Linked DNA regions of Homo sapiens: regions 1 and 2 are each linked to region 3. The links are chromatin loops, found by intact Hi-C in ENCODE. Cell type or tissue: GM12878. All regions are shown on one strand. Links, peaks and the distances in the headings refer to the core of each region. The heading gives the core; the rest is flanking DNA. Region 1 has its middle 54 kb from the start of RGMB. Region 2 has its middle 150 kb from the start of LINC01340. Region 3 overlaps LINC01340 (long intergenic non-protein coding RNA 1340).

Region 1 (10,713 bases), core at 1,492-9,491, 1.3 Mb after region 3:
AAAGGATGGGACAGGGGGATGAGGGATAAGACTACATATTAGGTACAGCGTATATTGCTTGGATGATGGGTGCACCAAAATCTCAAAAATCACCACTAAAAAATTTATCTATGTAACCAGACAGCACCTGCTCCCCAAAAACTATTGAAATAATTAAAAAAAGAAAAAATATATATTATTCACTAAACTCCATAACCTGAAATGTTAGTTTCTCCCTGATGTCACTTGCCTTCTTTCTAGCCTCGTTTTGCATCTTAGAAATCTTGCACTGAGTTCTGTACAAGGTCACCTGTGTCACTGAGGGCCTTGTTTTTTAAAACTTATAGGTATTTTATCTTCCCAAGTTTCAAAAATCCAGTTTTGCTCCCACCGAGGATTTTTCTGACAAGAGTGGTTTCCTTCTCATGTTTATGCCGGCTTTTCTTTCTGAATGCCTTACATGAACTGTAAAAATATAATTAGAAACATAGAAATATTAAAATATATCAATGTCTTAGTCTGTTCAGGCTACCATAACAAAAAAAAATCATATCTGCCTGCCAATGAACAAATAAAAAAAATTAAGCTACTGGTAAAATTCATTTTTCAAATGACACTGTTAGATATAATATAAATGGTATAAAAGTGTTAGAGCAATAATTTTCTTCTTTGTGTTAGCAGATAATTCACTTTACTGTTAAATTACTACCAATGGTAAATGTATGATTTAGATTTGGGCATATATGTAATACATATAAAGTGAGCATTTGATGATTTTTATTTGTTTCGTTTATCACTGAAAACCTAGACTACATGAGAACAGACTTGGTTAATTGGTTTTCTTTTTGAGCCATAATATAGGCCAGGAGTTGACAAACTATGGCCCACAGATCAAATCTGGCCCACCACCTATTAGCCCTCCAGCTAAGAATAGACTTATATTTTTAAAGCGTTTTTAAAATAAAATAAAAAGCAATATTCCCTGATATATGAAAATTTTGTGAAATTAATACTTCAGTATCCATAAATACAATGCTATTTTTTAAACACAGGCACCTTTGTTTGTTTATGTCTTGTCTATGGCTGCTTTCATGCTACAATGGCCAAGTAGTTTCAACTGAGGCCATAGGACCTACAAAGCCTAAAATATTAACTCTCTGGTTTTTTGCCAAAAACGTTTACCAGCCCCTGACATAGGATACAAATGGGTGACTCATATGCTCCAATTGAATATGAAGGAAAGAAAAGAGGTAAATTGCAAATAAAATAGGTTATACATTAATGCCAATGTATGCACTACTTTATTCACAGAAAACAGTTGTGAAGAAAATATGACGCCTGACCATGAATGATTCAGGACTAGGTGAAATTGTAAAAATTATTAAGATAATTAAGTTGTGGTAATTACTATAACTCCTTTCTTCATGTTATATGAAGAAATAATGAGTAAGTAAATAACTATGCTTTTTCATACTACAGTTACCGAGATTTTGAAAGGAAAGTTGCTCACATGACTTTTGGAAAGGAGAGATGAAATTAAAACACTTCATCATGATGCTGAAAATGCCAGGAAAGATTATATTTTTAGTTTCATGTTGTGTTACTCTAGTGAATAGCCAGAATCTAACACTTCAAGACCAAAATCTCACAAGTTTATATGTTGAAAATAAGATATAAATTTTCATCAGAAGACAAAATTGTGGCTCAAATTATTCCATTGCTGAGTGTTACTCTTTTTAAGCACCTAATATTTTTTCATTTTTCAGAGAATTAAATCAATGATATATTATTGTACAAACTTTAAGTACCCAACCCCACAAATGCGTAATCAGAACATGAAGAAATTTTCCAGAACTACATGAAACCTACAAGTTTAACCTCACGTGTCAAAGCAATCAACCTTATAGGTTCCTTTTTGTTTTTAGTTGGGGTCTCGCTCTGTCACCCAGGCTGGAATGCAGTAGCACAATCATACCTTCTGCAGCCTCGAACTCCTGGACTCAAGCAATCCTCCTGCCTCAGTGTCCCGAGTAGCTGGGACTACAGACATGCACCACCGGGCCCACCTAATTTTAAAATTTTGTTTAGAGAGATTTTTGTAAAGAGTATTTCTGTCTTGCCATGTTGCCCAGGCTGTTCTCGAATTCTTGGGCTAAGGCAATCCTCTTGTCTTGGCCTCCCAAAGTGCTGGGATTATAGGCATGAGCCACTGTGCCCAATCCAACTGTATAGGTTGCTTTGGTGGCTGTTGTTATTTTAATGTGATAACTCATCCACACCGTGTCCAAGAAAGTAACTAAAGCCATTTTCAGTGAGCAATCGCTCTTTAACTTCAGGTTCATTTTCAATACAAACATGGAAAACTGATTGTTATCAAATACTTGCTCCCATTCTCAGTAATGCACAAATGTAATGTTCTAGTTCAATTGAAATAATCATCAAGATAAAAACTGCCTGGATATGGAACCTCACTACTACCTTCATGAAAACTGCACATTGACTAGAAAAAAAGAAAAATTATTTCCAACCTAGAATTTTAAAGTCTTCCCAATTATCAATTAAGTGGGAGACTAGAAAAAAAAGACATTTTTAGAAATAGATTCTCAAAAACTTAATTCCTATTTATCCTTTCTTAGAATGCTACTGGAGAATACACTCCATAAAATAAGAGAAAAACCAAAGAGGAAAATAGGAGATCCAGGAACCAGGGAATCCAACACAGGAGGGAGACTAAGAGAACCCCCATTTACAGAATGAAGAAAAATCCCAAGGCTATGGTTACACGCCAGGGTAGAAGCCCACCAGTCCTGAAGGGGAAAGGTTAGAAAGTTTTGGAAGAAACTTCTTAAAGAGATGAAATTGATAGAGTATCTAATGTGTTTGAACATCATAATTGAAGATTTACACAATTAAGGGAGAGTTTGGGACTAAATTAAGTACATTAAAAAAAACAAGTATATTGACAAACAAGACACTTAAAAATTCCAAGGAAGATAAATATTGTGCTAGCAAAAAAAAAGTAACCACAAAATACTGCCTGGTTCATCAACAAACTGTTTACATGGTCATGATAATGTAAACACTGAACATTGCTCTCTTTTTTTTTTTTGAGACAGTCTCACTCTGTCTCCAAAGCTAGACTGTAGTTGCATGATCTCAGCTTACTGAAACCTCCGCCTCCTAGGGTCAAGTTATCCTTCCACCTCAGTCTTCCTAGCAGCTGGGACTACAGGTGCGTGCAATCACATCCAGTTACATTTTGTATTTTTTGTAGAGATGGGGTCTCATCATGTTGCCCAGGCTGGTTTCCAACTCCTGGGTTCAAGTGATCCTCCTGCCTCAGCATCCTAAAGTCCTGGGATTAGGCATGAGCCACCATGCCTGCCAGAACATTGTCCTTATTAAAGTTATATCTATACAGGAAAGATGTGGCAGGGGGATGCCGTGGGAGGGGAAGCTGGAGATAAAATTCAACTAAATCCTTTCGTAATAGAAAGTTAATAGTTAATGCCTAAAACAGTAATAGTGAGAAGTAGAAATACATACCTTTTATATAGATTTAAGTCAGTTACAACCACAAGAATCAATCAAGAGAGTTAAGAAGGGAAGTAGACAATGCTGGGGGTGAGCTGGGGGAGGCAAGGGACTGCTCTTTTTTACAAAAGTTTTGTGGAGGTATTTCTGTCCTTATATTATGTGTATGATTAATTCAATAAAAACAGAAAAGTATGTTTTAAATAGTTAATAGTTTTAAATAGTTACTTTTAATAGTAAAAGTATGTTTTAAAAGTACATTTTAAATAGTTTATATATAAATATTCATATATATATAAATATTCATATATATATAGAGAGAGAGAGAGAGAGAGAACTTATCTATCAATTAAAAAAACAACTTATTTAATTGAATACAAGGATGAGTCTAGGCAGGGCTGGGAGAGGGGCACCACCCACAGGAAGCACAAGTCCCTCCCCAACACCTCACCATATAATTTTTTAATGGATAGTGATGAGTATCAAACTGCTATGTTATTTAGATTCCTTCAGATATATGAAAAATGTACTATTTTATTTTAAAATGCCATATTAGTCAGGGTTCTCTAGAGGGACAGAACTAATAGGATAGATGTATATATAAAAGGAAGTTTATTAAGGAGTATTGACTCATATGATCACAAGGTACCACAATAGGCCATCTGCAAGCTGAAGAGCAAGGAAATCAGTCCAACTCCCGAAGCTGAAGAACTTGGAGTCCAATGTTCGAGAGAAGGAAGCATCCAGCACCACAGGAGAAAGATATAGGCTGGGAGGCTAAGCCAGTCTAGTCTTTCCATATACTTCTGCCTGCTTTATTCTGGCTGCTCCGACAGCTGATTAGATTGTGCCCACCCAGATTGAGGGTAGGTCTGCCTCTCCTAGTCCACTGACTCAAATATTAATCTCCTCTGGCACCACCCTTACAGACACAGCCAGGAACAACACTTTGCATCCTTCAAGCCAATCAAGTTAACACTCAATATTAACCATCACAAATTCCAATATTTAAAATGCACTAGAAATTATATCCTTTATTATAACATACAAAAATTATGTCTTATCTGGAAAAATTTTAGATATCAACTTAAACTGTTAAATTGGATTCATAATTTTTGAAATTATTTTAGGAAGTCTGAGACCAAGCATTTCATACCAAACACCTGTTAAAAGTAAACCCATCTGCGGCTCAGTTTAATAGGTGGACTCATACTCCCCTCTGGTGGTTAAGATGGTCAAAAACACATGAGATACAAATTTGGACCTGTGGCATTTTGGAAACACAGGAATTTCATTTCCTTTTGTTGCATTAAACAAATAGCAAGTTTTGCAAAATCTGGATATAGTAAAAGGATTTTGAAAACTAGGATTTGAGAACAAAATGGACCATAGAAAAACAACTTATCTGCTTTTAATAATTGTGATTTGGTGTGAACCAAGCAAGATTTTTGCTTTCCAGAGAGATCCAAACAATACAATGTCTGCATCATATTCAGAGACACGATGAAGACATTCAATTAACTGAATGCACCTACAGGTTCATTGTGTTCTCTGTGTAACTGTAGAGGTTTGCCTTTGTATAAGTGTCCCCATAACATCTTTTCTCCTTACCCATCACTGTCCCCAGGGTCTCCATGGTCTGACACTGTCAGTAACAAGAATGCACGTTACGGAGAAAGCATGGCTCAGTGGTATGAGTAGGGGATGATGAAATTTGAGAAAGACTATATATCTGAATTTTATCCCCGCCTATCACTAGCTGTGATCTTGGAAGAATTAACTTCTTTAGGCCAATTTCCACAACAATAAAATGGTTAAAATTCTAGCATGTGTGTTGCCTCTGCCACTGTGGTGTGCCCTCATGGACGCAGGCATCCCAGCACCCACTAGCACCCTGCTACAGCTGATGGAGCATACACCCCACAGCGCTGCTTCTGGCACATGCAAATGAGAATGAATCATGCTGCCACTGCACTATGAAATGCTTAGGCTGAGACCACCCATCAGAGTGCAGTGACCAGCAGTCTGGGAGCACCGTGGGCCCCCTCCCCCAGCACAGTGGATTTCTAACCTTGAGGAGCCAGAGAACAACATTGAGCCTCAATACAAGTCCCCCTCAGTTAAAGCATGCAGTCTAGGAGTTGAGAGCTGAGCATTACTCTCCTAAAATCTTCCAGAAATGAAGCCAATCAGCTGAATCCACCTTATATCACAATCAAACCCTCAAGATCATCGAATAGGATAAAAGGAAAAAAAAATCCAAAGGTTAGCAACTTAAAAGATTGAAGGAATATTCAACCACAAAGATGAGAAAGAACCATCGCAGGAATTCTGACAACTCAAAAGGCCAGAGTGCCTTCTTTCCTGTAAATGATCATACCACCTCTCCAGGAGGAGTTCTGAACCAGGCTGAGATGGCTAAAATGACAGAAATAGAATTCAGAATATGGATAAAAACAAAGATCATTGAGCTGCAGGAGTACATTGAAACCCAATCCAAGAAAGCTAAGAATCACAGTAAAACAATACAGGAGCTGACAAACAAAATAGCCAGTATATAAAAGAATATTACTAACCTGATAGAGTTAAAAAACACACTACAAGAATTTTATAATGCAATCACAAGTATTAATAGTAGAATAGACCAAGGAAGAATCTCAGAGCTTGAAGACTATCTTTCTGAAATAAGACAGGCAGACAAGAATAGAGAAAAAAGAATGAAAAGAAAATAACAAAACCTTTGAGAAATATGGGACTGTGTTAAGAGAACAAATCTATGAATGACAGGTATACCTGAAAGAGATGGGGAGAATGGAACCAATTTGAAAAACATACATCAGGACACTATCCATGAAAACTTTCCCAGCCCAGCCAGAAAGGCCAACATTCAAATTCAGGAAATGCAGAAAACTCCAGTAAGATAATTCACAAGAAGGTCGTCCCCAAGATACATAACCATCAGATTTTCCAAGGTTGAAATGAAAGAAAAAATGTTAAAGGCAGCTAGGAAGAAAGGTTAGGTCACCTACAAAGGGAACCCCATCATACTAACAGAGGACCTCTCAGTAGAAACTCTATAAGCCAGAAGAGATTGGAAGCCAATATTCAGCATTCTTAAAGAAAAGAAATTTCAACCCAAAATTTCATATTCAGCCAAAGTAAGTTTCATAAGCAGAGGAGAAATAAGATTGCTTTCAGACAAGCAAATGCTGAGGGAATTTGTTACCACCAGACCTGCCTTACAAGAGCTCCTGAAGGAAACACTAAATATGGAAAGAAAAGATCATTATCAGCTACTACAAAAACACACATAGTGTGTTATAGGCCACTGACACTATAAAACAACCACATAAACAAGTCTACAAAATAACCAGCTAACATCATGATGATGGGATCAAATCCACACATATCAATACTAAACCTGAATGTAAATGAGCTAAATGCCCCAATGAAAAGGCACAGAGTGCAATCTGGATTAAAAAAAAAAACAAAAACCATTGGTATGCTGTCTTCAAGGACTCATCTCGCATGCAATGACACCTATAGGCTCAAAATAAAGCAATGGAGAAAAATCTACCAAAAAAATGAAAAACAGAAGCAAGTAGGAGTTGCAATCCTAATTGCTGACAAAACAGACTTTAAACCAACAAAGATCAAAAAAGACAAAGAAGGGCATTACATAATGGTAAGTGATGAATTCAACAAGAAGACCTGTCTATCCTAAATATATATACACCCAACATAGGAACACCCAGATTCATAAAGCAAGTTTTTAGAGATCTCCAAAGAGATTTAGACTCTCAAACGATAACAGTGGGAGACTTTAACATCCTACTGACAATGTTAGTCAGATCATTGAGGCAGAAAATTAGCAAAGATATTCAGGACCTGAACTCAGCACTGGATCAAATGGACCTGATAGATACCTACAGAGCTCTCCACCCAAAAGCAACAAAATATACATTCGTCTCACCACCACATGGAACATACTCTAAAACTGATTATATAATCAAATACAAAACTTTGCTCAGCAAATGCAAAAGAATTGATATTACAACAACCACTCTCTCAGACCACAGCACAATCAAATTAGACGTCAAGACTAAGAAATTCACTCAAAACCATATAACTACATGGAAATTAAATAACCTGCTCCTAAATGACTTTTGGGTAAATAATGAAACTAAGGCAGAACTCAAGAAGTGATTTGAAATGAATGAAAACAAAGACACAATGTACCAGAATCCCTGGGACACAGCTAAGGCAGTGTTAAGATGGAAATGTATAGCACTAAGTGCCCACATCAAAAATTAGGAAGATCTCAATTTAACAACCTAACATCCCAACTAAAAGAAATAGAGAACCAAGAGCAAACAAATCCCAATGCTAACAGAATATAAGAAATAACAAAATCAGAGCTGAACTAAAGGAAATAGAGACACCAAAAACCATTCAACAGACCAACAAATCCAGGAGCTGGTCTTCTGAAAAAAATAATAAAATATACCACTAGCTAGACTAATAAAGAAGAAATGAGAGAAAATTCAAATAAACACAATCAGAATGATAAAGGGATATTACCACTGGACCCCACAGAAATACAAATAACCATCAGAGAATATTATGAACACCTCTATGCACATAAACTAGAAAATCTGGAAGAAATTGATAAATTCCTGGACATATACACCCTCCCAAGACTGAATCAGGAAGAACTTGAATCCCTGAACAGAAAACCAAATACTGCATGTTCTAATTTGTAAGTGGAGGCTAAATGATGAGGACACATGGACATATAGAGGAGAACAACAGAAACTGGGGCCTAGCAGAGGGTGGAGGGTGGGAGGAGGGAGAGGATCAGGAAAAATAACTAATGGGTACTAAGCTTAATACCTGGGTGATGAAATAATCTGTACAACAAACCCCCATGACACAAGTTTACCTATGTAAGAAACCTGCACATGTACCCCTGAACTTAAAATAAATGTTTTTTAAAAATAAAATAAACTAATAAGTAATTTAAAAATTCTAGCCTTGGCCAGGCATGGTGGCTCATGCCTCTAATCCCAGCACTTTGAGAGGCCGAGGTGGGTGAATCACGAGGTCAGGAGATTGAGACCATCCTGGCTAACACAGTGAAACCCCATCTCTACTAATAATACAAAAAATTAGCTGTAGTCCCAGCTACTTGGGAGGCTGAGGCAGGAGTATGGCGTGAACCCAGGAGGCAGAGCTTCCAGTGAGCCGAGATTGCGCCCCTGCACTCCAGCCTGGGTGACAGAACGAGACTCCATCTCAAAAAAAAAAAAAAAAAAAAAAAATTCTAGCCTTACAGTTGCCTTGTAAAATTAAAAAAGCACATAAGTAAGATGCTCAATAATAGCAACCAATTGTCGTTATTGCTACTTTATATGTTTGAAAGATAAGTAGCTCTGTCCATTTAGAGGATACAGAATATAATCTTAAGGAGTCTCTTTTAGTAGCTTAGTCATTTCTACTTATTTGGTCACGATAGTGCCATCTTCCTAAGGGTTTTCTTTCCCATTTTCTGACATAAATATTTCCATTGAACTTCCTCCCTTCTCCTTTTCTCAGGTAATGAGCTGGGTTGGTATTGGGAAAAAATATCCAGCCCCTAAAACAACCAGACTTTGAGCAATCATACCCATATGATTGCTCCTCCCTGACTGCTCTGACACTTGACCCCTGTAACTTTTATCAAAGGCTTCATCCTTGCAATTATCTGCTCTTCTGTGTGTTCCTTAAATAACTAAAATCAGAACTATCTACTGTCATTTTTCCCTCTCTACTGGATCATTTTCATCCCCCGAAAATATCCTCAAGTATCTGCTTCTCTTGAAAACAATCCCCACCCCCACCTCATTCCTCGAAATCCTTCTTAACTTCACATGATCTTGAAGCTAATGACCTATTTCTCTGTTTCTCCTCACCATTAAACTTCTTGGGGCGGGGTCCAGTGGCTCACACCTGTAATCTCAATACTTTGGAAGGCTGAGGTGGGAAGACCGCTTGAGGCCAGGGGTTCCAGATCAGCCTGGGCAACATAGTAAGACTCCTGTCTCTATTGAAAATAAATGTGTTTTTAAATTTATTGAAAATGTTGTCTAAATTAAATTTCTTGGAAGAGTTGCCTATAGTATCACTTTCTATTTCCTCACCTCACATGCTTCCCTCAGTAGTATTCATTTGGAATAATTTTCTTCCACTCAGCTGAGACTTCTCTTGTCAAGATCAGAAATTAATTCTGTGATACTACATTCATTGAAACCTTCCCTGCTCTTATTTTAACTAACTCCTTAGCAGCTTTTGACAGTTGACCACTTAAATTTTTTTTAAATGTGGTATGTGAAAATGATATACTGGTGATACCTTGATGACTTGGTAGTAAATAATACAAATTCACTCAAAATAAATTAAATAGAAAAGGATTCACTGGAAAAATGAAAAATGATTAGGGGCCGGACATGGTAGTTCAGGCCTGTAATCCTGAGACTGAGATGCAAGGATCACTTTAGGCCAAAAGGTCAAGACCAGCCTGGGCAAGACAGTGAGACCTCCATCTCCACACACACAAAAAGTTTTTAATTAAAAGATTAGCAGCCGGGCATGGTGGCTCACGCCTGTAATCCCAGCACTTTGGGAGGCCGAGGCGGGCGGATCAAGAGGTCAGGAGATCCAGACCATCCTGGCTAACACGGTGAAACCCCGTCTCTGCTAAAACTACAAAAGAAAATTAGCTGGGCATAGTGGCGGGCGCCTGTACTACCAGCTACTCAGGAGGCTGAGGCAGGAGAATGGCGTGAACCCAGGAGGCGGAGCTTGTAGTGAGCAGAGATTGCGCCACTGCACTCCAGCCTGGGTGACAGAGCAAGACTCCGTCTCAAAAAGAAAAGACTAGCATATTTTAAATTAATACTATTTATTATAATATAGTGCATTATAAATACAAATAAATACAAATTAATATTGGTAACATAGTTAAAATTTAAACCACTTCCTTAAATAATTTGACTATTCATATTGACATTTTATAGCTTCAGTGGCTAGAACTAAAATAGAAAAGGGACTGGTTGAGGTGGCTCATGCTTGTTATCTCTGCACTTCGGGAGGCTAAGGTCAGAGGATCACTTGAGCCCAGGAGTTTGAGACCAGCCTGGGAAACATAGCAGGACACTATCT
Region 2 (10,713 bases), core at 1,711-9,710, 190 kb before region 3:
GCTATTCTTACTGGTGTAGATGGTATCTCATTGTGGTTTTGATTTGCATTTCTCTAATGATCAGTGATGCTGAGCTTTTTTTTTTTTTTCATATGCTTCTTAGCTGCATGCAGGTCTTCTTTTGAGAAGTGTCTGTCCATGTCCTCTGCCTGTTTTTTAATGGTTTATTTCTCTTGTCAATTTGTTGAAGTTTTTTATAGATGCTAGATGTTAGACCTTTGTCAGATGCATAGTTGACAAAAATTTTCTCCTGTATGTTGTCTGTTTACTCTGTTGATAGTTTCTTTTGCTGTTTAGAAGTGGTTAAGCTTAATTAGATCCCACTTATCATTTTTTTGCTTTTGTTGCAAATGCTTTTGGTGTTTTCATCATAAAATCTTTGCTTATTCCTATGTCCATGATGGTATGGCCTATGTTGTCTTGCAGGGTTCTTATAGTTTTGGGCTTTACATTTAACTCTTTAATTTATCTTGAGTTAATTTTTGTATATGTTGTAAGGAAGGGGTCTAGTTTCAATCTTCTGCATATGGCTAGCCAGTTATTCCAGCACCATTTATTGAATAGGGAGCCTTTTGCCCATTGTTTGTTTTTGTCAGGTTTGTTGAAGATCAGGTATCTGTAGGATGTGCTGTCTTACTTCTGGGTTTTCTATTTTCTTCCATTGGTCTATGTGTCTCTTCTTGTACCGGTACTATGCTGTTTTTGTTACTGTAGCCCTGTAGTATGGTTTGAAGTTGGGTAGTGTGATGCCCGTGGCTTTGTTCTTTTTGCTTAAGATTGCCTTGGCTATTCAGACTCTTTTTGTGGTTCCATATAAATTTTAAAATAGTTTTTTTTTCTAATTCTGTGAAGAATATCAATGACAGCTTAATGGGAATAGCATTGAATCTATAAATTGCTTTGGACAGTATGGCCATTTTCACAATATTGATTCTTCCTATCTATGAGCATGAAATGATTTTTCATTTGTATGTGTCCTCTCTGATTTCTTTGAGCAGTGGTTTGTAATTCATGTAGAGAGCTTTCATCTCCCTAGTTAGCTGTACTCCTAGATATTTTATTATTTTTGTGGCAATTATGAATGGGAGTTCATTCAGGATTTGACTCTTGGCTTCACTGCTGTTGATGCATAGGAATGCTAGCAATTTTTGCCCATCGATTCTGTATTCTGAGACTTTCTGAAATTGCTTATCAGCTTAAGAAGGCTTTAGGCTGAGAAAATGGGATTTTCTAGATATAGGGTTATGTCATCTGAAACAGGGATAGTTTGACTTCCTGTCTTACTATTTGATGCCCTTTATTCCTTTCTCTTGCCTGATTGTTCTGGCCAGAACTTCCAATATTATGTTGAAAAGGAGTGTTGAGAGAGGCCATTCTTGTCTTGTGTTGATTTTCAAGGTGAATGCTTCCAGCTTTTGCCCAGTCAGTATAATGGAGGCTGTGGGTTTGTCATAGATGGCTCTTATCACTTTGAGGTATGTTTCTTCCTTCAATATCACTTTATTGAGAGTTTTTAACCTGAAGTGATGTTGAATTTTATTGAAGGCCTATTCTGCATCTATTGAGATAATCATGCGTCTTTTTTCTTTAGTTCTGCTTATGTGATGAATCACATTTATTGATTTGTGTAGGTTGAATCAACCTTGCATCCTGGGGATGAAGCCTACTTGATTATGTGGATATGCTTTTGATGTGTTGCTGGATTCTGTTTGCCAGTAGTTTTTGAGGATTTTTGCATCAATGTTCCTCAAGAATATTTGCCTAAAGTTTTCTGTTTTTGTTGTATCTCTGCCAGGTTTTGGTACCAGGTTGATGCTGGCCTCATAGAGTGAGCTAGAGAGGAGTCCCTCCTTTTCAATTCTTGGGAACAGTCTCAGCAGAAATGGTACCAGCTCTTTTTTGTACATCTGGTAAAATCCAGTTGTAAATCCATCTTGTTCTGAGCTTTTTTTTTTTTTTTTTTTTTTGTTGTTGTTGTTTTTGGTAAGCGATTTACCACTGCTTCAATTTCACAACTCATTATTGGTCCATTCAAGGATTTAATTTCTTCCTGATTCAGCCTTTGGAGGGTGAATGTGTCCAGGAATTTATTCATGTTTTCTAGATTTTCTAGTTTATTTGCATAGTGGTGTTTATAATATTCTCTAATGTTTATTTGTATTTTTGTGTGGTCAATAGTAATATCTGTCTTATAATTTCTGATTTTTTGTATTTGAACATTCTTTCTTCTGTATTAGTCTAGTTAGCAGTCTATCTATTTTATTAGTTTTTATTTTTTCCAAATAAAACAGCCCCTGGACTTGCTCATTTTTTGAATTTTTTTTTTTTTTGTGTGTGTGTGTGTGTCTCTATCTCCTTCAGTTCAGCCTGATTTTGGTCATTTCTTGTCTTCTGTTAGTTTTTGAATTTGTTTTCTCTTGGCTCTCTAGTTCTTTTAGTTGTGATGTTAGGTTATTAACTTGAGATCTTTCTAACTTTTTGATGTGGGCACTTAGTGCTAAAAATTTTCCTCTTAACACTGCTTTAGCTGTGTCACAGAAATTCTTGTATGTTGCATTTTTGTTCTCACTGGTTCCAAAGAACTTCTTAATTTTTGTCGTAATTTTATTATTTATGCAAAAGCCACTCAGGAGCAGGTTATTCAATTTCCATGCAATTGTATGGTTTTGAGTGAATTTCTTAGTCTTGAGTTCTAATTTGATCATACTGTGGTCCGAGGAACTGTTATGATTTCAATTCTTTTGCATTTGCTGAGGAGGGTTTTACTTCTGATTATGTGATTGATTTTAGAGCAGTACCATGTGCTGATGAGAAGAATGTATGTTCTGTTGTTTTGGGGTAGAGAATTCGTAGATATCTATCATGTACATTTGACCCAGAACTGAATTCAGGTTCTAAATATCTTTGTTACTTTTCTGTCTTGATAATCTGTCTAATATTGTCATTGGAGTGTTAAAGTCTCCCACTATTATTGTATGGGAGTCTAAGTCTCTTTGAAGTTGTCTAACAAATTGCTTTATGAATCTGGGTGCTCATGGTTAGGTCTTCTTGTTGAATTGAACCCTTTGCCATTATGTAATGAATGCCCTTCTTTGTCTTTTTTGATCTTTGTGGCTTAACATCTGTTTTGTCAGAAACTAGGACTGCAACCCCTGCATTTTTCTGTTTTCAATTTTCTTGGTAGATTTTCCTCCATCACTTTATTTTGAGCCTATGTGTGTCACTGCATGTGAGATGAGTCTCTTGTAGACAGCATAACAATGGGTCTTGATTCTTTAACTAGCTTGCCACTCCATGTCTTTTAATTGGGGCATTTAGCCTATTTACATTTAAGGTTAGTATTGATATGTGTAGATTTGATCGTGTCATGTTAGCTTGCTATTTTGCAGACTTGTTTACGTGGTTGCTTTATAGTGTCAGTGGTCTGTGTACTTCAGCATGTTTTTGTAGTGGCTGGTAATGATCTTTCCTTTCCATATTTAGTTCTTCCTTTAGGAACTCTTGTAAGGCAGGTCTGGTGCTAACGATTTCCCTCAGCATTTGCTTGTCTGAAAAAGCTCTCATTTCTTTTTTGTTTATGAAGCTTGGTTTGGCCAGATATGAAATTCTGGATTGGAATTTCTTTTCTTTAAGAATTTTGAATATTAGCCCCCAGTCTCTTCTGGCTTGTAGGGTTTCCACTGAGAGGACTGCTGGCAGTCCAATGGGCTTCCCTTTGTACGTGTCCTGGCCTCTCACTCTAACTGCCCTTAACATTTTTTTTTTCTCATTTTGACACTGGAAATTCTGAGGATGATGTGTCTTGGAAATGATCTTCTTGTGGAGTAATGTAACTGGGGTTCTGGGCATTTCCTGAATTTGAAGGTTGGCCTGCCTAGCTAAGTTGGGGAATTTCTCATGGACGATATCCTGAAATATATTTTCCAACTTTCCATTCTCCCTATCTCTTTCAGGTACACTAATCAGTCATGGATTCAGTCTCTTTACATAATCCCATATTTCTCAGAGGTTTTGACCATTTCTTTTCATTTCATTTTTCTCTATTCTTGTCTGTCTGTCTTCTTCAGAAAGACAGTCTTCAAGCTCTAAGATTCTTTTCTCCACTTGGTCTATTCTGCTATTAATACTTGTGATTGCATTATGAAATTCTTTTATTTTTTTTTTAGCTCTGTCAGCTCAGTTACATTCTTCTCTATACTGTATTTTGTTTGTCAGCTCATATAATGTTTTATCATGATTTTTAGCTTCATTGCATTGGGTTACAAGGTGCTTCTTAAGGTCAGTGAAGTTTGTTTTTATCCATTTTCTGAGTTCGACTTCTGTCATTTCAGCCATCTCAGCCTCAGCCCAGTTTTGAATCCTTGCTAGTGAGGTGATACAGTAATTGGAGGAAAGAGGGCACTCTGGCTTTTTGAATTTTGAGTGTTCTTGCGCTGATTCTTTCTCATCTTTTTGGGCTTATCTACCTTCAATCTTTGAGGCTGCTGACCTTTGGATTTTTGTTTTCTATTTCTTTTAATGGTCTGGCTACTTTTCCATAGGGCTGCTGTGGTCTGCTGGGGGTCTGCTCCAATCTCTAGTTGCCTTGGATTTTTTCAGCACCCAGAGGTATCATCAGTGAAGCCTGCAAAACAGCAAAGAAGGCAGCCTGCTCCTTCCTCTGGGACCTCCAGCCCAGAGAGGTATGGGGGTGTTGCTGGCTGAAAGCACCTGTAGAAGTGGCTGGAGACCCCTGTTAGGAAGTCATATCTAGTCAGGAGGAACAGGATTGAGGACCTATTCAAAGAAGCAGTCTGGCCACATTTTGTTAGAGCAGCTGTGCTGTGCTGGGGTATCTCCTTTGACCCTGGTTGGTTTGGACTCTGCAAAGCCCACAGACTGAAATGGCTCAGTCACACAAACAGCAAAGGTGTCAGCCACCCCTCTTCCTGAGAACTCCATCCCTGGGAGAATTCAAATGTCTGTCAGATAGAGAACACCAGCAGGGGTGGCTGGAGGACCTGTTTGGGAGGTTCTGCCCAGTTAGGAGACACATAATTGGTAAAGCTATCTAAAGAAGCAGTCTGGCCATGCCTTTCATAGAGCAGCTCTGCTGTGCTGGGGGACCACTTCTGCCCCAGTCAGCTTGAGATTTCCAAAGCCCACAGGCTCGAATGTCTAAGTCACCCAGCCAGCAAAGATAGTGGCTTGCCCCTCCCTTTGGGAACTTCCTCTCAGGGTGTATTCAAATCTCTATCGGCCTGAGAACACTGGTGAGGGTGGCTTGAGGCCCTAGTTGGAAAGTCCCACCCAGCGAGGAGGTACAGATTGGAGACCCACGTGAAGAAGCTGTCTGGCCATGTTTTGGTAGAGTAGCTGTGCTGTGCTGGGGGATTCCTTCTGCCCTTGGCCAGTTTGGACTCTCAAAAGCCCTAAGACTGGAACAGCTGAGTCTCCCAAACAGAAAAGATGGCAGCCCATTCCTCCCCACAGGAACTCTGTCCCAGGTAGGTGCAATGCTATTTCTGGTGGCTGGCTGGAATTCCAGGCCAGTGGGTCTTATCCTGTGTAGTGCTGTGGAAGTAGGGCCCAGAGACAGTCACTGCTCAGCTCCCTGGATTCAGTCCCCTTCAAAGGGGTATGTACAGAGGTCCAACCTCCTGCCTTGCTGGAGTTGCTGTCACTTTCACTGGGAAGCCTGGAGTCAGTGTATGTAAAATAAAAACTCTACACCTTTACTTCGCCCTCCATCCCCCCAACTTTTAAACTTTGTGTTGATTTTATCAGCATCTTATTATACTTTCTGTGTCCTGAAAAGTTGCTGTAGTTATTATTTTTGATTGATTCTATTTTTAGTCTTTGTATCTAAGAGTAGTTTACACATCACAGTTGCAGTGTTACACTGTGCTGCATTTTTCTGTGTACTTACTATTACCAGCGAGTTTTTTACATTCAGGTGATTACTTATTACTAATTAACATTCTTATTTTTCTCTGATTGAATTATTCCTTTTACCATTTCTTGTGGGACAGATCTGGTGTTGATGAAATCCCTCAGCTTTTGTTTGTCTACTTCATGTTTGAAGGATATTTTCACCAGATATTTATTCTAGGGTAAAGTTTTCCCCCCGCCCCCCTTAGCACTTTAAATATGTCTTGCCACTCTCTCCTGGCTTTCCATTGAAAAGTCTGGTGCCAGACGTATTGGAGCTCCATTGTATGTTATTTCTTTTCTCTTGCTGCTTTTAGAATCCTTTCTTTGATCTTTGGGAGTTTGATTATTAAATGCCTTGAGGTCATCTTTTTGGATTAAGTCTGCTTGTGTTCATATAACCTTCTTGTATTCAAATACCGCCATCTTTCAGTAGGATTGGGAAGTTTTCTGTTTTTATTCCTTTGAATAAACTGTCTACTTCTTTTTCTCTACTTCTTCTTTAAGGTCAGATCTCAAATTTGCCCTTTTGAGGCTTTTTTTTTTTTTTTTTTGGTGAGACGGAGTCTCGCTCTTTCACCCAGGCTGGAGTCCAGTGGCATGATCTCGGCTCACTGCAAGCTCTGCCTCCCAGGTTCACGCCATTCTCCTGTTGAGGCTATTTTTATAGAGGCTATTTTCTATATCTTTAAAGCATGCTTCTTTTTTTTTAATTTTTTCTTTTGTCTCTTCTGTGAATTTTCAAATAGCTTGCCTTGAAGCTCACTAACTCTTTCTTCTGCTTGATCAATTCCACTAATAAAAGACTCTGATGCATTCTTCAGTATGACAGTTGCATTTTTCTGCTTCATACTTTCTGCTTGATCCTTTTTAATTATTTTCATCTGTGTTAAATTTATCTGATAGAATTCTGAATCCCTTCTCTGTTTTCTCTTGAATTCCTTTGAGGTTCCCTCAAGACAGCCATTTTGAATTCTCTGTCTGAAAGGTCACACATCTCTTTTTCCAGGATTGGTTCCTGGTGTCTTATTTAGTTCATTTGGTCAGGTCATGTTTTCCTGGATGGTGTTAATGTTAGCAGATTTTCTTCAGTGGCTTAACATTGAAGAGTTTGGTATTTATTGTAGTCTTCACTATCTGGGCTTGTCTATACCTGTCCTTCTTGGGAATGCTTGCTAGATATTTTCAAGGACTTGGGTTTTGTGATCTAACCTGCATTTGCTTCAGGGAGCACCCCAAGCCCAATAACGCTGTGGTTATTGTAGACTCACTGATGTACCACCTTGATAGTCTTGGGCAAGATCTGGGAGAATTTTCTCATTACCCCTTGGAGACTCTTGTTTTCTTCCTTTACTTTCTAGTAAACAAACAGAGTCTCTCTCTCTTCTGAGCCACCTACAGCTAGGGGTGGAGTGCCACAAGTACCCCTGTGGCCACCGCCACTATGACTGCACCAGATCAGACCTGAAGCCATTACAGCACTGGGTTTCATCTAAGGCCTGCTGTAACCACTCCCTGGTTACTGCCTATGTTTGCTCAAGGCCCTGGGGCTCTACAATCAGCAGGTGGCAAAGCCAGCTAAGCCTGTGTCCTTCCCTTCAGGGTGGCAAGTTCTCTCAGGCCCCGAGTGAATCCACAGTTTCTGTCTGGGATTCAGGGACTAGAGTCACAAACCTTAGAAGTCTATGGGGTGTACTCTTGTACTGTGGCTGAGCTGACACTCAAACCACAAGATACAGTCCTTTCCACTCTTTCCTCCCCTTTCCAAAGTCAGAGAAGCTTCACCTCATAGTCACGGCCACCACAGGCCATGAGGAGTTCTGCCTGACTGCTGCTGATGTTCGCTTAAGGTCCAATAATTCTTAAATAAGCATGTGATGAATGCTGCCTGACCTGGGACTCACCCTTTAGGGCAGTGGGCTCCCCTCTGGGCCAGGGCAGGTCCTGAGATACTTGACAAGAGTCAAGACCTGGAATCAGGGACCCCAAGAGCCCACTTGGTATTCTCTATCCTCCTGTGGCCATGCTGGTACATAAAAGTGCAAGGCAAATTCCGCTGTACTTTTTCTTCTGCTTTTCTCAAGCAGAAGGAGTTTCACCCTATAGCCACCACAGCCAGTAACATGCTGGATCTCACCTGAAGCCAGTGAATCTCAGAAGCTCACCCAAGGCCTTCAATGTACTTCCTGGGTATTGCTGCTTGTCGTTCAGGGCCCAAGGGCTCTTCAGTTAGCAGGTGATAAATGGTGCCAAGAATAGTTTATTCTTTTCAAGGTAATAGGTTCTATTCTGGGCCAGGTTGTGTCTAGAAATGTTGTCTGGGAGCTAGAGCCTAGGAATTAAGGCCTCATGACTGAGCAGTGCCCTATTCTGCTGTGGCTGAGCTGGTACTCAAGATGCAAGACAAGGTCTTCCCCTCTCTTTCCTGTTCTTTCTTCAAGCGTAAGGAAGGGGTCTCTTTTGGAGTCAGGAGCTGTGCAGCCTGTGGTAAGGGGAAGGGTGATGCCAGCATTTCCTTAGCTGCTCCAGCTATCTCAGTAGGTTGTGTGTTCCATTGTCTCTTAGCCTGGTTCAACACTAGAACTTGCCTAAGGGTTGCAGTCCTTATGTCCTAGATTGCCTTTCACGTTTACTTAGAGACTCAGAGCACTTTGGCCCTTAGTGGTGAGGTTTGTGGGAATTCAAGTTTTGACCTTTGGGATTGGTAATTCCCCTTTGGCTAGGGCTTGTTTAAATGCTCCCTCTGTGGTTGGGCATCAGCTGAATTTGGTCTGGTTTTGCTTTTTGCTCTACCAGGACAGCACTGAGTTCAGTGGCTCACAATTGCTGTGTTCTCCCTCCCTCAGCACCCAGAGATGCTCTTCTCAACATGCTGCCAATGCTGGGGTGATAGGGGTGGGGTGGCACTGGTGATTCAAGACTTTTTTTCTATCTCTTCAGTACCTCTTTCAGTGATGTGTAGTTAAAACCAGGTACTATGAGGGCTCACCTGGTTTTTAGTTCTTATGAAGGTGTTTTTTATTTTTTTCTGGGTAGATAGTTGTTAAGTTGATGTACTTGCAGGAGATATGATCAGTGGAGTCATCTATCCTGCCATCTTGCTCTGCCTCCCAGATAATTACATCACAAAGCATTTACTAATAATTAGGTGGGTAGCAAGATATTGGACAGATCTACCCAATGAAAAATTGTTTTTTATTAGAGAAGTGATATATGCTTACTTAAATGGTTCAAATAGTGCACAAGTGTACAAATTTGAATCTGTTGTCTACCACTATTAACTGCTTGGATGGTATCCTTCTAGGCTTCATTTATACAGACTTTGAAGATAGTTCAAGTTTGGTTTCAGACCACCATAATTAAATGAATGTTGCAATAAAGCAAGTCACAGAAATTATTTTGTTTCCTAGTGCATTTAAAAGTTATGTTTACACTATACTGTAGTATATTAACTGTGAAATAGCATTATGTCTAAGACAATGATACCTTAATTAAAGCATACTGTATTGCTAAAAAAAAACACTAACAATCATCTGAACATTCAATAAGTCATGGTCTTTTTGTTGATAGAGGGTCTTGCCTCAATGTTGATGGCTGCTGGCTGATAAGGGTGGTAGTTGTTGAAGGTTGGGGTGCCTGCGGCAATTTTTTAAGACAACAATAAAGTTTGCTGCATCACTTGACTCTTCCTTTCATGAGAGATTTCTCTGTAGCTTACAATGTTTGATAGCATTTTACCCACAGTAGAACTTCTTTCAAGATTAGAGTCAGTCCTCTCAAACCCTGCCACTGTTTTATCAACTAAGTTTACGTAGTATTCTAAATCCTATGTTTACAGAATCTTCACCAGAAGAAGTTCCCCTCTCAAGAAACTACTTTCCTTGCTCATCTGTAAGAAACAACTCTTCATAGGTTAGTGTTATTATAAGCTTGCAGCAATTCAGTCATATCTTCGGGCCCATTTTTAATTCTAGTTCTCATTCTATCTCCACCACATCTGCAATTACTCTTTCCGCTGAAACCTTAAACTCCTCAAAGTCATCCATGAACATTAGAATCAACTTCTTCCAAACTTCTATTAATGTTAATATTTGACCTCTTCTCAGGAATCACAAATATTATTATTATTTTCTAGAATGGTAAATCCTTTCCAGAAGGTTTTCAAGTTACATTGCCAAGATCCAACAAAGGACTCACTATGCATGGCACCCACAGCCTTGCAAGATGTATTTCTTAAATAATAAGATGTGAAAGTCAAAATCACTTCTTGTTCCATTGGCTACAAAATGGATGTTGTGTTAGTGGACATAAACACATTAATCTCACAACCTACAGAATGGGAGAAAATCTTGCAATCTATCCATCTGACAAAGAGCTAATATCCAGAATCCACAAAGAACTATTTCTAAACAAATTTACAAGAAAAAAACAACCCCATCAAAAAGTGGGCGAAGGATATGAACAGACACTTCTCAAAAGAAGACATTTATGCAACCAAGAAGCTTATGAAAAAATGCTCATTATCACTGGTCATTAGAGAAATGCAAATCAAAACAAAATGAGATACCATCTCATGCCAGTTAGAATGGCAATTATTAAAAAGTCAGGAAACAACAGATGCTGGAGAGGATGTGGAGAAATAGGAACGCTTTTACACTGTTGGTGGGAGTGTAAATTAGTTCAACCATTGTGGAAGACAGTGTGGCGACTCCTCAAGGATCTAGAACTAGAAATACCATTTGATCCAGCAATCCCATTACTGGGTATATACCCAAAGGATTATAAATCATTCTACTATAAAGA
Region 3 (10,713 bases), core at 1,732-9,731:
ACTGCTGTTAAAACTGACACGGGCTCCTTGCCTACTCACTCTTTCTGGACATTTATGTTCTTTTCTCCTGAGACATTTGGCTGATAAACTCCATCCAGATGTTTGGACCCTCCCAGTAGATACCTTCGTAAGCCTAGTGTTGGGAACGGTCAAAAAAACAGATGGAAAAATATACTTCCTGGAGTCAAAATATTTAATAAAACATGGAAACATAATGAAACTCTCAAATAGGCATGAAGTTGGAAACAGAACTGTAAGAAGTAACTCTCAATTGTACGTGTGTGTGACAAAGTAAGAATAATAAAAATCTACCCTAAATATCTCCAATTAATTTGTTTCTCCCCATGCTATCCCCACAATATTCTTACAAGCCTATGACAAACTTCATAAACTAGAGATAGTTTGTAATCAAGGAGCTACATTATCAGATATCTATTTCCATGAGGGGAGGTAATTTCTGATCAATTCTGGTACTTTTGAAGTTTCTTTTTGCCTCTTTTTAGTTGTTTGGGGATATTTGTGAATGGCAAATAGTAATATGTAACTAACACTTCTTTCCTTAACTTGGTCTTTTTTTCTTACGAGTGGCTTCAGTTGAATTAGTTTGTCTTCTGAAGATGTGCAAAGGCATTTCTGACTTTGGCCTCTCTCGTACACCAGACCCTTGTAGCTCTTCCATCCCACGAGAGTGAAGACTCTGGACACAGAACTTAGAACTTGAGCCCAAGCCACCAGATACTTGAGTTAAGGGGTCTGGTGGGCCTTTAAAACAATCACGTACCCTTCTTTGCTTTCATTTTCTTTGTCTATAAAGTGGGGATGTTATGGACTATGTCCTCTCTACCATCCCAAATTCCTATGTTGAAGACCTAATCCCTAGTACCTCACAATGTTGCTGTTTTTGGGGATAGGGGCTTTAAAAATATAATTAAGATTAAGTGGGGTTGTTAAGGTGGGACCTACTCCAATATGACTGGTTTCCTTATATGAAGAGGAGATTAGGACACACATAGTCACAGAGGGAAGACCATGTGAAGACAGAGGAAAAAGACATAAATCTATACACCCAGGAGAAAAACCTCAGAAAAAAGATTAACCCTATTGACACCTTGATCTTGGACTTTCAGCCTTTACAACTGTGAGGAAATACATTTCTGTTGTTTAAGCCACCCAATCTTTGGTACTTTGTTATTGCAGCCAGAGCTGAGACAGAGGGTGATCTAATAACACTCACTTCCAAGATCGTTTCGTGGAATAAATGAAATCAGCATGTTGATTAACTGTCAAGTGTTGAGTAGGCGTTACTTACTGCTATAAACCACTAACTTTTGCTTTTCTTTGTTGTGCACATGGTTTACCTGTCCCTTTATTTTCTTCCTTTTCCCACTCTCCATTTCTGCCTTTAACATACAGCATGTCTCCTTAAGAAAACATAATTTAATTCAAAAAGTGAAAGAGCCACACCACTAAGTGTTTCTCCCTCCGTGTTTATTTGTTTATATTTTAAATCTAAACAAGAAGCCTCATGTGTCCTTTTCTTTGTTGAGAGGTCAAATCCCAAATACACACCCAGATGTAAATGTGCTCCCGCGGTCTAGTGTCTCACCTCTGAGTCGCATCTGTTTTTCCACACTCCCCACTCTCGCCATTCATACTAAACAGAAACAGGAGAAGGAGGACAGATGAATAATTCCAGGGGTAATCCCCCAGCAGCCATTTTCTCTTTTGCTGAAGGACTATTTTTCTTGTTATCTAACTATAAATGCCCACATTTTATCCAATTAACTGTGCTAATATTACCCTGAGAATAGTTAGTATTTATAGAGCAGATCCCCCTAGAAGCTCAAAGTTCTATATAAATATTGTCTCATTAGAAACTCATATATCCCCACAAATTAGGTTGGTGGATACTGTGATTCCTCTGATGTGCAGATGGAGAAACGGAGGGTGGGTGACTTTTACAAATTCAGAGATGCTGGGAGGGAAATATGGAAAAGCAGCACCTTCTCAGATTTAGCGATAAAGCCTCAGGCCAGCTCCCCAGATTTTCACAGGCTGAAAGGCATTCAGTACAAAGCCATCTGACTGTGTTTTGATGAGGACTTAGAACATTATAAACATCATTATCCTTGCTTTTCCCTGGAGACTAGGGCACAGAGTTTTAACTGATGAGGGCTGAAAAGTACCTGTAAAGTCTTGAAAGTAGGATTTAGATGTTTTGTTTTTTTCCTGGTAGCTAGCTGTTGATTACTACTGGTTTCTTCAGCTCACTTTTGATATTCTCACTTCTGAATCAATCTCATCAGTAATCCCTATAGCAGTACCCTACAACAGCAAGGTCCCATCCTATAAGAGTAAGTCTGCCCACAATCTTTCAATATGCTTTTTTTTTTTTTTTTTTTTTTAGTCTAGTCAGCAAACTCCTAATTCAAGAGTGTACTCCCATATCTATCTTTCATTCTTTTAGTGCCTTTGTCTTCCTTTGTCTTTATTTTCTCCTCTGAAAGTCCTGCTTGGGTTAGTTACATGGCTGCAAAAGCTAATAAATAGGCTTATCAAATGACAGATAATTGCTAATAAAAATCACCTAATAAAATATACATTATTAATAACATAGAATGCCAGTGTGACTGTGCCACAAAGCAGTGAAAAATAGAGACCAAGTATAAAGGGGCTGTCAAGGTTAAGATTGCTTCTGCCTCAGCACCTAATTGGTTAATGGAAGCAGCAGAGGAGAGTATGCAAAAGCATCCAAGGCTGAAGATAAGCCAGAGGGGAACTGAGACACTGCAGATGGATTTCCTGCTTATGGGTCAGGGCTGAATTGAAATTGTGACTGCAGGACTGACAGATTTTTATTATAATAGTCATCTCCTTCTAAAATCTGGTGAGCAGCTTCCCTGCCGACTCAATAATGCCTATTGCTGAACATCTGCAGTTACACAAAGGACTATTACTGTTGGCTGAAAGCTTTCTTATAGAGGATACTTCTTTAGAAAAGGAAGTAGCAGTCTTTACCTGCAGTTGGGTGGGGATACACTACAGATATTTAATTCAGCATTTTCATAGCACAGCATATTCATGTGTAACTTGCTTAATTATTTCTTGAATGGCTTTGAGATTTGTATTTCTGAGGTCTTTGTTCTGTAGAACATTCGAACACTTCTCTCTCTGTCTTTCTTATACATGAAGTCATTCTTTTGTCCTATTATCAACTCAAGATTGTAAAAGTGTCATTTCCTTTCAGAAAGTTCTTTTTTACAATCAAGATTATTAACTTCATATATTAATGCTTTTTAAAAAGGATAAAAGTTTTATTTTCTAACAAGTAATACTGCACTTTTTCAAGAGATGTGCTATAAAGAAACTTGTTAGGGAAAGATTGCAAAGAATACACACATTTAAATTGAGCAAATGCTAGCCTTTCACATAATGAGAGAGAGATCCCACCTGCAACTAGCTTTTAAAAGACATAGTGCAGAAACTACACCATTATGATTCCAAGAAAATTTTCATAGGAAAAATAAATATCCATAAATCTCAAAATTTATTTCATAGATTTCATGCTAAAAGCACAATTATAGGTATCTCTAGAGGCTAAAATATTTTAAAGGCTACAAATCCCTAGTTATTCTGTTCTCTGGTGCTTGTTTAATTTTTTCAAAGACATTATCTCCTGTCAGGTAATGAGATCTCTCCTCCTAGTTAATCTTTTTTCTCTTTCCATGGAATAAATTGGTATTTTTGCATGGTTGGCAGGAATAGGGCAGTGGCAGGTTTGAGAAAAATCCAGATAAGAAATCTGATGCCACCAGTGTTACGTGCCTCTTGGTAGATCAACCAAAATAGCCAAGCAGATGAGGCCCTTTGATTGGCCTACCTGGGTGGCATGCCCACCACAGGTTCCAGAGGAACCGGTCCATCTAGTTGGGTTCTGCTGGCAAACCTGTCAGGAGAGAGGGGTCAGAAATTTGGGGCTTGGGGGTGTGAAGGATGTTCAGTGATCATTTGTGACTCTCATGGGTGTTCTGGCCTTCTCAAATGTCAGTGTTCCTATGACCTAACAGCTCATCCTTTTAGGGCCCTTACTATATGCTAAGCGTTGTTCTAAGTACTTCATGTATGTGTTCTCTTTAAATCTAATGATAAGAATGGGTTCTCATTTTTCACTCTCACTATATATACACACACACATAAACACATCTGCATAGGTGTTATGCATATATGTTGTGTCTCTGTGTGTGTTAGCTACTGATTTTTTTTAATCAGTGAGATTTACATCCCATCTTCTTTGGCAGCCCTTTTCTGTGAAACCACACAGTGCTTGCTCTTGAAATGTCATGACATGTTAGGGACTCACCAGGCCATGTCTGTTTACAGTCATGTTACGTTTTGTGCTTGTCACATTACTGCATCTTAAACTATTTGAAGGTGGAGATAATTTCTTACACATTTTGTTGTGTCACATGGTTCACACAGCCTGGCACAGAGCACAGGCTCATCTCTTTGCTGAGGAATTAGAACCCGACTGCAGCTTTGAACAGAGTGGGATTGTGGTTGGCAGAGTTCAATGGATTTATTTATCTTCAAGATCATATTTTATATTTTGCTCTGTCAAATCAGGATATCTTCTCAAGGTGAAAATTCCAATAACAACTGAATATATAAATATGGCTAGAAACTGGAAAATGAGATGTTGTAGATAATTAGACATTTATTCAGGGAGAAAATGGCTGCACTGATTTTTCCCCTGGTAATTGGCTTTACTTTTCTTTATAATTAAAAACTAACATATTGCTTTTGTAAAAATATGACCTATTTCCTTTACTTGTAACTTTAAAAAGTGAATTCTACCAATTTGAGTGTAATCATTACTGACTCATAAATCACTTGAGAAAAACAGACTTTGAACATTTCCTGTTTTGCAAATGAGGAAACTGAAACCCAGGCATGTTAAGTGGTTGGGCCAAAGTCACACATTACATTACTAGCAGAGACACTTTGACTTAGAATATATATTTTATCCAATAAATATTCAGGGTCTAGTAGATACCTTGCTGCTGGTAGGAACCCAATAAATATTGGTTGGGAGAATAGATTATTCTGACTGGGTACTGACCAATCAGAACAGAAGTTGCCCTTAACAACTAGTGTGGCCATAGTGGTGCATATTGACAAAGTGTCGGCCCTTTGGAAAGCCAAAGGAGGCTAACCACTGTGCCTGCACCAAGTAGGCAGATGGTCAGAGCTGAGGGTTCATTTACTTCATCCCTTTGTTTTTCTAGATGTGTCCCAAGCCACACATTCAAATCAAGAAGTGGAAGTCAGCTTGTGGGTTCCTGGTGGATAGTGCTTTCCACCACATCAATTCTAAATGTGTGGATAGAAATGACATGAGGTTATAGTAGAAAGACAGTAATTTGGTTCTTGGTAACTAAATAGTTCTGTAATGAGGCAGGGGCAAGTTAACCCTTAAGGAGAATGATTAGAAGTGTTTAGCTTCATTTAGGAGACAAGAGTGAAGCTGAAACTCAAATGAGAAAGTAAGAAGTCAAGAAACTATAGATATCATGAAAGTCTATGAGTAAAATGCATCATTGAAAGTGATAGATAAGAGAATCATTAAAAGATTTCCTGGAGAAGGTTGCTTGGGGTTCAAGGTAGGAGAAACAGAAGGGAGCAGAAGATTATAGTTGTAATTGACTCACCAACCCATATCTTCAATCATATTCTTTGGTTTCAACATTCTAATACCTCTATAGAATTCCAGTTCACTGATGCCTAAAGTAGCAGTGTCCTTGGCAATGATTTAAAAGACATCCTGTGAAGAAAAGCATGCTACTAGTTTAACTTTTTTTTCTTAGTTTTGAAAAATAGAATGAGGATTGACCACTCCTACTCAATTATGAACCAGGGTAGTGCTTCTAGAGAGTCAGTTTTATCCTCATTTATCATAGCAAAAAGTCAATAAATGATATATGACAGTTAATAAATCTGGAAATAATGCATAAGATTTTCTTTTAAAATTTAAAGATTATCAACATTACAACTGAAACGGGAACAATTAGCAGAATTAAAGCGTTTCTCTTTTGCCAGAACAAATAGGGGACAGAAAAAATGTTACAAATAGTTATTAATTGCTTTTCAAAATAAACCTTTCTGTACTAAGTTGTTTTTCGTTTGTTTGTTTTGAGCCCAGGTACACACTACTTTAATAAACTTTATAATATGAAAAGGAAGATAATTTTTCCAAATTGTTTTCTTTTGGTGAGGGGGAAGCGCAGGGAGGATTCTCTGTTAGGAGCCAGAAACGTGGATGAAACAGAGGGTTTCTTCAAAGGACGAGTCCGTAACCAATCTTTTAAAAATGAATGGCAGGGATTCAATCTATCAAATTAAGATACATTTGGCTACTTTCCCAATGCCTTTTCTTTCCCTCTAGAGCTACTTAGTGAGTCATCCCTACAACAGGTATTTAGTAAACATGATGAGGGAAAAATTCCTTAATGTTCCCCAAAGCCAAATTCAAATCTTTTTCAGTTACAAATTTAGGCTATTTTGCTCCTCTTTTAATTGGTATAAATAATGGCTCAGCTAAATTTTGAGTGTTCTTAATAGTATGTTGAATAAGCACAGTGATATAATGCAAATCTAAAAATCCATTGGATCTTCCTAAGAAAAAAACTGCTACTGATATTTCTTCCTTTTTAAAAATCTACACTATTAGGCACCCTGAGTGTATCTGCCAGTTTGCCTGAGTTGTAAATCATATGAATTTGTGTACCTGTTACCTGTTGACCACCCAGGATACAATAATACTATTGATTATCCACACTTTCACATCTGGCCAATTATTACTGAAATGATCAGATCTGAAATCTGAGTTATATGCCACTAAGTCATAAACCACAGAAACAGCTGAGTGAAAGACCAAAACTACAGCTGAGTGAAAGGTTGGGTGGCTCTGCACAGGAAGATGGGATGCTGGATTTCTTTTGCTCCATCACTCCTGAGAACCTAGAGGAGAAACACCTCTATTGTGAATCCCTTAATTGCCTGTATCCCAAGAAGCCCAGCTGTGGTTTGACATTCACTCTCTGTTAGTGGAAGGCAGTGTGACTCAGACAAAGGATAAAGCTGACAGCCTCACTCTGAAGCATATGAATATTTAAAGCACTGTTAGCATTGCATGTGACTGGTAAATAGTTATTTGTCATACTTACACTGAATGAATTTTGCATTTATTTTGCTTTTGTCTTTTGAACGTCCAAATAAACAAATGAGGCTTCTTTAAACCCACAAGCATGCCATTTCCATGAAAAAACTCTCTGTACCTTGTTTTAGTCAATTGCCACGGATTAATAATTTATACTCAAAAAGGATTGCCTGTGAATTCTTAATTTCTAATGACTTATTATAGTTTCCAGGTGCATGAACTGGATTTATAATTACCAAGTCTTCTATTTCCTAATTGTAGGGCCTTTTACAGGTAACTTACCCTTATTGAATCTTTATTTCCTCAGCTCTAACATGAGGGCTTGAGTCAAATCAGAGTGCGTGTCTTATGTGACTAGCCCTTCATGACCAAGTCAGGACTGAACACCTTATAATAATTAGTTTTTCAATGTTAGACAGCAGGTGATTTTTCCCCATAATAATTCATGTTTTTTATTTTTTCAAAATGAATGATAAAAGATCTAGTGATAGTGGGAGCAATGATCATTTGAAGGCAGGAAGTAGCTGCAGTGTTTAGGTGAGGCTTATGCTCTCTACCTTGCCACAGTCTTGCAGTTTCTATCACGTCCCTAACAATGAGAATGAATGGCAATTGCCATTTATACAGCGCTTGCTCTACTATGCTTTTCTAATCCTGGACTGCTTTGATTGTTTATATTTCTTGTCTGGTCTTTGGGAGCATGTGTTTGCAACCTCTGGACCCTAAATTCTAAAAAGTCTGTGATTCACTATTTTATTTTTAAAGAAATGTCAAGAATAATTTTGCTGTACAGCAAGATATTTTGTTAAGTCTTAAGCTGTTTTTTACATTCCTAAAATATATGTTTGGTGGCCACATATGAAGCAGGCTGGCATTTTGCTGACTGAGAGCTGGAGTCCACCCAGGTCCTATAGGCTGCCCATGGTTCCTTGTTGTATGGATTTCTCCAATACAGCTGTTTAACTCATCATATCAGCAAGGAGAGTCTCTCCCTTCAGACTGTTAAGACAGAGTCTTATAAAATATAAACTACTCATGGGAGTGACATGTCGTCACCTTTGCCATATTCTATTGATTAGGAGCAGGCTGGACACGGTGGCTGATGCCTATAATTCCAGCACTTTGGGAGGCTGAGGCAGGCAGATCACTTGAGGTCAGGAGTTTGAGACCAACCTGGCCAACATGGTGAAACCCTGTCTCTAATAAAAATACAAAAATTAGCTGGGGGTGGTGGCATACGCCTGTAATCCCAGCTACTCTGGAGGCTGAAGCAGGAGAATCACTTGAGCCTGAGAGGTGGCAGTGAGCTGAGATCATGCCACTGCACTCCAGCCTGGGCCACAGAGTGGAACTGAGACTTCGTCTCCAAAAAAGAAAAAAAGAAAACAACAACAAAAAAAGCAACTCGCAGGTCACAGGTCCTATTTGCACTCAGTGGGAGGGGATTGGACACAAAGGTATGAACAAGAGATGGGAATCATTGGAGGTCACTCTAGCGTCTGTTTGCCACATACGGTAAAATATTCTTTACTTCAATAAATATTTATTTAGCAATTACCATATATAGCATTTATTCACTCAATGTAAAGGAAAGAAAACCATAGTGATAAATACTTTCAAAAATGCTAAATTGAGTAAGATGCAATTCCTACCTTCTAGGGGCTTACAGTTTAATGTAAAAGTCTGATACATGAATTTATCATTCCATTTACTCTAAAAGGCATTTAAAATATGTTCAGAATGTGCTTCTGAGAATCTTCAGGTTAAAATGTGTGTATTGGAGTATATTTGCTTAAGACAGTGGACAAGCCAGGTGTGGATGAGTGCCCCTGAGTCCCAGATCTCATTAGCACCCAAAGAGAGTTTGAGATGGGACGCTGAGGCAGGAGGATCACTTGAGTGCAGGGGTTCCAGGCTGTAGTGCACCAGGATCTCACCTGTGAATAGCCACTGCACTCCAGCCTGAGTAACATAAAGAGAGCTCATCTCTAAGAAGAAAAAAGACAGTGGATTAAAATTTGGGCAAATTATTTAAAATATGACTCCTGTGGACGATGGCTGCCACTCTCCACTTAACTTTGCTAGCATAAGTATGACATAAAATTAACAACTTAACTGCCAGGTACAGAACAGGTGATCAATATGTGCTTTTTTTTTTTTAAATCTTTGATTATCTTCTCTTTTATGGGATGGGGTGATTATTAATGGAGAAAGGATAGTACAGATACAGCATCAGATCTGTAAATGCGTTAACATCACACTGAGTTTCTTGTGGTGAATTGTCTATAGAAAAGGTATTAAATCACATATCAAAAATAAGACATGTATTATTATCTTACTGAAGCTCATCATTGCCTAATACACATTTTATCCTGTCCCTATCCCACATCTCTCAGGGAAAAAAAAAATGATTTCACATTCCAAATGCTAACACAAATTTCTACAAATCAGATTTCAATCAATGAATTTATTTGCAACAACCAAAAGATGCAAACACATGAAACACATGGGATTATTGATATAAAGTGTCTGTTTAATGTGAGTGATACCATAACTCTCAGTGGGCACTAATGAGATCTGTGATTACTACAGAGGCAGCATGTGGCCTTTAATTAGGGAGAAAAAGTGATTTTCACTGTTTCATTATGACATTTTTAGCAGGAAGAAAAATAGAGCACTGTTGACATTGTGCTTAAAATTATCCACTGACATTTGTCCTGTAAACTCTCTCTAAAACAAATTCCTATATATTCTATGTTACCCTCAATATGTGTATATGTGTAAATAGTGATATTTACACATACACATATGAGACACTATTCCCTTATTTGTTGAAAACAAAGTTGTAGCATATGCTGTTTTTTGTTTCTCAGAAAGAAAAATGTGACCATGTTTATTTCTTTAAATTCATATTTTGCGAATTAGACATTCCAATTTAAATTATCTGGTCAAATCAACTTTCAACATGCATTCTTGCTAGCCTATTTTTGACATCCAAGGTGCTGCTCATTTTTTATCTGATTCTTGAAATTAAAAAAGAAAAATGTTCAATTTGGCATATTTTTCTCTTTTTTATTGCTGATCAGCAGGATATTTAGACTTGATAACGAAATGGGCTTTATCTCCATTTTACAGGGAAAAACAAGACTTAGGATATTAAAAGTATTGCCTAGTACCTCCTGGTGACTTAGCACTTGGGATGAATAAAAAGAAGAAGCATGAATATAAATGTGTTGATTATGACAGTGAAGGAATCAGAAGTTTCCATTTCATTACATCAGATATTGTATATGTGGATACAGTAGATGGGTACATATTATAGATCCACATCTTGTATTTGCAGCTGGTAGAATGCTGTATGTAAATAAGGCCATGCATATGCAGTGCATTCCAAATCATCTCGGAGCTAACTGCCTGGTTTGTGAATTTCTTCAAGTTCAGATTTTTCCTCTAGTCATTTCATCAGGTATAGGACTCCATCAAGCAATTACTTCATT

The links. Peaks named below come from ENCODE experiments on the same cell type or tissue, not always from the same donor. Only the 100,000 strongest peaks of a DNase experiment are listed, where the experiment ranks them.
Region 1: it touches region 3 in a loop (3-fold over the local background); 6 of 110 quality-filtered maps call a loop at or near these places.
Region 2: a loop joins it to region 3, with 2.4 times the contacts of the local background. A loop is called at or near these places in 2 of 110 quality-filtered maps.

Annotation. Positions count from the first base shown.
Region 1 is chr5:98,822,626-98,833,338 of GRCh38, forward strand. No RefSeq gene overlaps it. Among named protein-coding and RNA genes, the nearest start is that of RGMB, 54 kb to the left of the region's middle. In GM12878, for the core only: a CTCF peak has its summit at 4,733 (motif pointing left); no DNase peak of the experiment used is centred there.
Region 2 is chr5:97,350,677-97,361,389 of GRCh38, forward strand. No RefSeq gene overlaps it. Among named protein-coding and RNA genes, the nearest start is that of LINC01340, 150 kb to the right of the region's middle. In GM12878, for the core only: a CTCF peak has its summit at 5,006; DNase peaks (open chromatin) are centred at 4,898 and 5,265; H3K4me3 peaks cover 3,008 bases; H3K27ac peaks cover 2,278 bases.
Region 3 is chr5:97,543,251-97,553,963 of GRCh38, forward strand. All of the region lies in intron 2 of LINC01340 (long intergenic non-protein coding RNA 1340), which reads left to right. Among named protein-coding and RNA genes, the nearest start is that of LINC01340, 44 kb to the left of the region's middle. In GM12878, for the core only: no CTCF peak of the experiment used is centred there; DNase peaks (open chromatin) are centred at 4,951 and 5,283; H3K27ac peaks cover 342 bases.